Linked DNA regions of Homo sapiens: region 2 is linked to region 1. A link is a loop called in an ENCODE intact Hi-C map of the cell type or tissue named here. Cell type or tissue: B cell. All regions are shown on one strand. Each heading gives the region's core, and the rest is flanking DNA. Links, peaks and the distances in the headings are about the cores only. Region 1 overlaps LINC01547 (long intergenic non-protein coding RNA 1547). Region 2 overlaps TSPEAR (thrombospondin type laminin G domain and EAR repeats).

Region 1 (2,897 bases), core at 155-2,654:
GGATGAGGGCTTTCCACTTGAGTCTCCCTGGTGGAGCCCAGCTCCTGACATACCTGGTAAAAGTTCTCAAGAGAAGAACATGGAGGAGGAATGTGGATAACAACCCTGGCTGCCTGTGTGTTCCAAGCTAGGAAGATGTAATGTCCCCACAAACGGGGTAAATGGCTTGCCTGCGTCACAGCTGTCTCAAGCCCAGGCCCTGGGTGCCAGCCCAAGCCCAAGGACTAGGTCCAGAGCCACACAGCGCCAGGCCACATCCGCCTCACCTGGGACCTTTTGTGGGGTACAGTCTCCGGCCCCACCCAGACCTGCTGAAGGAGAGACCCCATGGCAAGGACTCAGCCACCTGCAGTTTCATAAGCCCCCAGTGGGTTCCTAGGCATGAAGACCACCGGTTAGAGGCTGAACTGGCAGGAACCTGTCTCCAGCCCCTTCTCACCCCAGCCGGGCCCTGCCTCAGAGGCAGCACCCAGGACGTGGCCATGACCCGTGGACTCCACTCAATCCCTCTTCTCCAGGAGCCATGCAAAGTGTCAGCCAGCCAGGCCCCTGGAAGGCAGTCATCACCTCTTAAGGCATTGCGGGTGTCGGTCCTGCAACTGCCAGGTGCAGCACACGACCCATGTCCGGTGTTCGATAGCAGGGAGCCATGACCTGGCAACGATTCCACGCTCAAAGGGGCACCCGGGGGGCCCTGGGTCGGGGCGGATCAGCTTTCCCTGGGCACATCTGCCTCATTCCAGATCTCCAGGGCTCATGTCTGTGACAGGGAGGGAAGGCTCTGCCCTGGCCTTCCGTCAGCTCTGCCAGTGCAGGCTGGGCAGCCTGGGCTTTAGAGCTGGCTTCTGCCCACACTTTCTCCGTGAAAGGAAAACAACTATGAGTCTGCCAAACGCATCTCAGATGCGTTTTAAAAAATTCTGGTCCCCGCTCTCTGTCCCATCATCTGCCTCGGGGACTTCCTCTCTCCGTGGTTCTCACCCCATACTCTGTCACTGCCACATTTTCACCTGGGCCTGGCCTTTGTCTCCACCTGAAACTCCTGAAAATCTTGAAATGGATTTCTAGGTCACTGGGGACTCCGGCAGCACATTCGGCTTCAGAATAAAGGGCGCCCGCGGTCCCCCAGCACCTGCCCAAGCCACACCCCTAGCTTCCCTCCCTATCCCTGCAGCCTGAGGGTCCCTTCAGCCACCCCTAAGTCCCCACCTGGGCTCCTGCCCCGCCCCTGGCTAGCAGCGCCTTCTCCACCGGGGCCCCTCTGCTCACAGAGCCCCCTCACCTCCCTGGGGATGAGGGGCCAGGCCATGACCCTGAAAGCCTAGCCCTGGCCTTGACCTCCCAGGAGCGCCCTCCCCGCCCTCTCCCGGCCCCGGCCCCGTCCTCTGCTGCTGGCCTCTGGGTCGTGCCCCGCAGACTGAGCTGCGCTTGGGGGTCCTGGCGGCCTGGGCCGTCCCGCACCGAACCCAGGCGGTCGGAGCCCGGCGGGGAGGCGCGAGGTCCTTCTGGGGGCTCCTCCGACGCCTGAGGGCGCTGCTTCCCCGCGGCCGCCCCGGGTTTCTGCGGAGCCGGGGCCTCCGCTCTCGGGAGACCCGGTGAGACCCCCGGGGAGGCCGCTGGGGAGGCGCGGGCTCTGCTCCCGGGTCCCAAATGCACCGGCTGCCCCTCAGGAGGGACGGCGACCTCCACCCACGGCGCTGGCGCCCGCACGGCCGCTCCTCCCGCTCCCGCAGCCTGGACGCCTCCCGAGGCCGCCCCGCCGGGCCCCACGCGCGGCCCCATCCGCAGGCCAGGACTGCCTTCCCGGAGCTGGCGGCCCCCAGCCTGGAGGAGCCGGCCCCAGACGCCCTCCCAGCCCTCCCCAGCCCACTCTGGCCCCGCAGCCCCCGCCTGGTCCGAGTGCGGGTCTCTGGCCCCGGCCTTTCCCGGGGAAGGAAAGCTCCCTTCACGCGCCCCAGGGAGGCGGCCAGGCTCGGAGCGTGGAATCCCTGCCCGCCGCGGACCGCAGGTTTTGGGCAAGCTCTGGCCTTCCTGAGCCTCAGTTTCCCCATCTCTATAATGGGGACGGCAGGGGTTTTTCTGAGGACCCCCAGGAAAAGCTCCAGGAAGCGCCTACTCACAGCGCGTGCTCAGTGGTGGCCCCGGAGCTGGCAGGGAGCAAACGCAACGGAATACGGCCGGGGTCGGGCGGTGGGGGTCTGGGTCGGGGTCAGGGTGGGGGTCGGATCGTGGTGTCCGCGGCGGGGGAGGCTCCGCGCACCGGCTGAGCAGCTCCGGACAGCGGGTGAGGGAAGGCGGCTTCCTCCTGCTTCGAGACCCATCCTCGTGCCCAGGGGAGCGCCTCAGGGAAGGAGGAGCCACGTTCCAGGGCACCTGGCTGGGACCTGCCGCAGCCTCTGCGCGCAGCGGGCTCCATCCCCCGGGCCACGGATTGGGAGACTGAGGCAGGCGCGAAGCCCGCCGCCCAGCCTCCGCTAGGGAGACCCCGGCCACCTCCAGGCAGTTTTCCTGAAGCCCGGGGCCAGGAGAAGGTGAGCGGCTGCCCGTCGGGGGTCGCCTGCGCCGGGTGGATGCGGCGGCACTTGGGTGCGGTGGGCTCCCAACCTCACTGTCCGACCAAAGGATCGCCCCGGCTGGGCGGGGACCTGGCGCGCCTAGGCCGGGAGGGGACAGCTGGTTTCGGGCGGCCTCTGCCCCAGTGACCTGTAGACTTTGGCTTTGGTTCAGGGACGTCTGGGGTTAAAAATGATCGTTTGGGTTCCCGCAGTACTGTTCGCGGTCTGAGCATCTCCACAACGCGCACATTCCCATAATGAATTTCCGAGAACCGGCACGCGTGCCTCCCCTCTTGGCTCCTGGGACTGCGAGGCCGGATCCAATCTGTGCGCCTCTGTGCG
Region 2 (2,897 bases), core at 275-2,774, 420 kb after region 1:
TAGGGAAATACCAGGTTCTCTGAGTGGTCTCCCAAAGCCCCTGTCTCCATCCCTAGGGATGTACCGAGTTCTCTGAGGGGTCTCCAGAAGCCTGTCTCCAAGACCACCACCCTTCTTTCCCATCTTAGGAGTGGCACCCACCCCACCCCACCCCCACAGCACTTGGCTCACCTCTCTCCTGACACCTTCCTAGCTCCTGTGGGTCTCAGAGCCGTCCACATACATCTGACCTCCTCGTTCTGCTCAAAAGCCTCCTCCGGCTCCCCAGTGACCTTTGCCTGGAGGCCCAGCTGCTTTCCACAGCACCCAGGCCCTGTAGGCCCGCCCCAGCCCCTGCTCCGCACTCTGTGTGCGCCCAGCCCTCCTGGCTCCCTCAGTCCTGTGTGTCTGTCCTGCAGTTCCTTCTGCCTGGATACCCTTCCCTGCTTCCTGCTGCCAACTCCCCTGTCCGTCCTCCATGCCTTTGGGCCCTCTTCCTCTGTGCCCCCAAGGCCCCGGGCAGCCCCTCCATGGTCCCCCATCTGCAGCAGCCCGTTCCAGGGCTCCTTTGGGCAGGGAGGGCACCTCACTCATCACTGAGATGTGATGCCCGGCTCAGCCCCAACTTGCAGTAAAGCTCTCTCTACACAGTGCTGAGTGCCAGCTCGGGGTCCCCCATCACCCTGGGCTGCTACAGGGCGGGCACTCCGGGCCTTTCCCTGAGAGGGAGTTTCAGGCTGTTCTGGCCCCGGCAGTCCATCAGGATCTGCCTCAACACAGGTGAGCATCAGCAAGTAGCTAAGAAGCAGGGGCTCCACTGGAAGGACGCCCAGGGCTGGAGGCGTGTGTCCTCAGTCTTTTCCAGCAATGTGGGGAGAGCTGTGCTGTGTGGGTGCATGTGTGTGTGTAGATGTCATGCAGGCGGATGCATGGGTGTGCCTGCAGGGATCTGCCTGTGTACAGGCATGTGTGCAAGTATACACATATGCACATGGACACAGATGCATGGTTGCATGCATACATACGTGTGTGTAGGTATACATGTGTATGTATACATGAGCAGGCCTGTGTATCTGCATGTGTATCCACATGTGTACAGGCATGCATGTGCATCTGTGCATGTAAAAATGTAAGCATATATGTGTGTGTGTACACAGTGCATATGCATGTTTGTGTGTGTATGCATGCATGCAGGCGTGCATGTGTGTGTGCGCACAGTGCACATCCATGTTTGTGTATGTATGCATACATGCAGGTGTGCAGGTATGGGCCTGTGTGTGCAGGTGTGTGCAGGCATGTGTACACACGTGAGGGTTGCCCACTCAGTTGGTTTCCTCAGCACAGGCGTGGGAGGAGCCCAGGGTTGAACAGTCTGATGATTCCTGTTTCTCTTCTGCTGAGTCAGTGAACTGGCCTGTGTGTAACACTCCCCCCCGCCCACCTGTGAGGCAGCCAAAGTCCAGATGCTGCTGAAGGTCCCACCGGCCCAGAGTGTCTCAGAGTCCCCTTGAAGGACGTGGGGTGGCCCTGGACGGCTGTTCTCCAGCAGATAGGAATAGTCACATCTCGTGGAGCTGCAGGAGGGGAGGGCGCGCTGACCCGGGAAAGCCTCAGCCAGCCCCCGGCCCCGCCCCCGCCGAGGGTTCGGCGCCGCCAGGTGTCCTGGGCCCCTGTCCTTGCCTAGTGAGTCTTGCTTTCTTAGCTTAAGCTCACCCATGTGCGCTCCTCTGACCGGCTGCGGATCTGCTTTGGGACCTTGCCTGGTGCCCACGGAGCTGTGTCCTCACCTGTGGCGCCCTCCCCTGCAGCCCAGGCTCTCCGGGCTCGGGCGGGCAACGGCGCCCCCTGCTGGGCGTGGAGAACGCACGTTGACGTTGGGCCCAGAGTTTTCTCTTTCCTGCAGCACCTGAGCCGGCCGGGCAGGCGCCGGACAGTCAGGGGGACCAGAAGATGCCTGGGCAGCCCCGTCCTGAGCATACAAGCAAGGGAGGGTGCCTGACCTGCTGCGGAGGGCAGGTCGCATCAGACCCAGGGGCGTCTGAGCCGGGCCCTTGCTGGTCGATTTGGGCAAATAGAAAACGTCCCAGTGGTTGCTGTCACGGGAGGCTCTCAGAGCTGCTTCTTACCTGGCCCGGTGGTGCAATGTCCCTCAGGCAGAAGGCCCTCCGGACGGGGGTGAGTCAGGAAGAGACACAGCCCCGCAGCATGACCGGCTCCGTCCTCAGCTAGGACAGCCTGGGACCGTGCGCAGGGATCCCCGGCCTGTGGGGACACTGTCCCCAGGGAAGCAGCCTTCCCCTTCCCCGTGCAGCCCCACCACCCTTATCCCCAAGGTGCTGGCAGAAGCTTCCGCCTTGTGGACCCCACATGCAGACAGTCCTGCAGCTCAAGGTTGGTGGCAGAGGTGCCGCAGTTGGGCCTCCGTGTGCAGCCCCAGACCTGTTGCCTCTTGACGGTGGTAAGTGATTTATGGAGGAATGGCAAGCACAGGAACCCAGAGATGGCTTCTGTCTACAGAGCCAGAGGAAAGACTCAGCCAAACTGCAAGGCCAGGGAAAGCGTGTAAGAGAAAACTCGAGAGGTACCTGATGTTGCTTCAGTGTCTGAGGCTGGGACTAGAGGGATCAGGGTGGGCTTCCTGGAAGAGGTGAGACAGCAGGTGGTGCTCGTAGGACGCACAGCACTGGGGCCTGGAGTAGGAGAAGGCATGGATTGCTGAGAAGCAAGTCACACAGATGGTCGCTAGGGGCAGGGCTGGGCACAGCTGGCACTAACATTCAGGGAGAAGTGGCCAAGGAGGCTGCCAGCAGGAGTGCCACGTCTGGCACCTGGAGCACAGCGGGCACTGGGCTGTGCCAAGATCCCACGTCCTGCCAAGTGGCAGCCCTGGGGACAGCCAGGGAGAGTGCTGCTCACTC

Evidence for each region. Peaks named below come from ENCODE experiments on the same cell type or tissue, not always from the same donor. Only the 100,000 strongest peaks of a DNase experiment are listed, where the experiment ranks them.
Region 2: a loop joins it to region 1, with 10 times the contacts of the local background. A loop is called at or near these places in 17 of 110 quality-filtered maps.

Annotation. Positions count from the first base shown.
Region 1 is chr21:44,931,448-44,934,344 of GRCh38, reverse strand. LINC01547 (long intergenic non-protein coding RNA 1547) reads left to right here. Exons shown (of 4, transcript NR_027128.1): 4 at 1-1,061. Among named protein-coding and RNA genes, the nearest start is that of LINC01547, 7.0 kb to the left of the region's middle. RefSeq lists a silencer at 1,415-1,784 and an enhancer at 2,114-2,897. In B cell, for the core only: CTCF peaks have their summits at 1,317 (motif pointing left) and 1,520 (motif pointing right); DNase peaks (open chromatin) are centred at 957 and 1,544; H3K4me3 peaks cover 1,769 bases; H3K27ac peaks cover 1,303 bases.
Region 2 is chr21:44,509,595-44,512,491 of GRCh38, reverse strand. All of the region lies in intron 9 of TSPEAR (thrombospondin type laminin G domain and EAR repeats), which reads left to right. TSPEAR-AS1 (TSPEAR antisense RNA 1) reads right to left here. Exons shown (of 7, transcript NR_103707.1): 6 at 2,565-2,669. Among named protein-coding and RNA genes, the nearest start is that of TSPEAR-AS1, 5.0 kb to the right of the region's middle. RefSeq lists a silencer at 1,719-1,768. In B cell, for the core only: CTCF peaks have their summits at 1,628 and 1,827 (motif pointing left); a DNase peak (open chromatin) is centred at 1,811; H3K4me3 peaks cover 456 bases; H3K27me3 peaks cover 737 bases.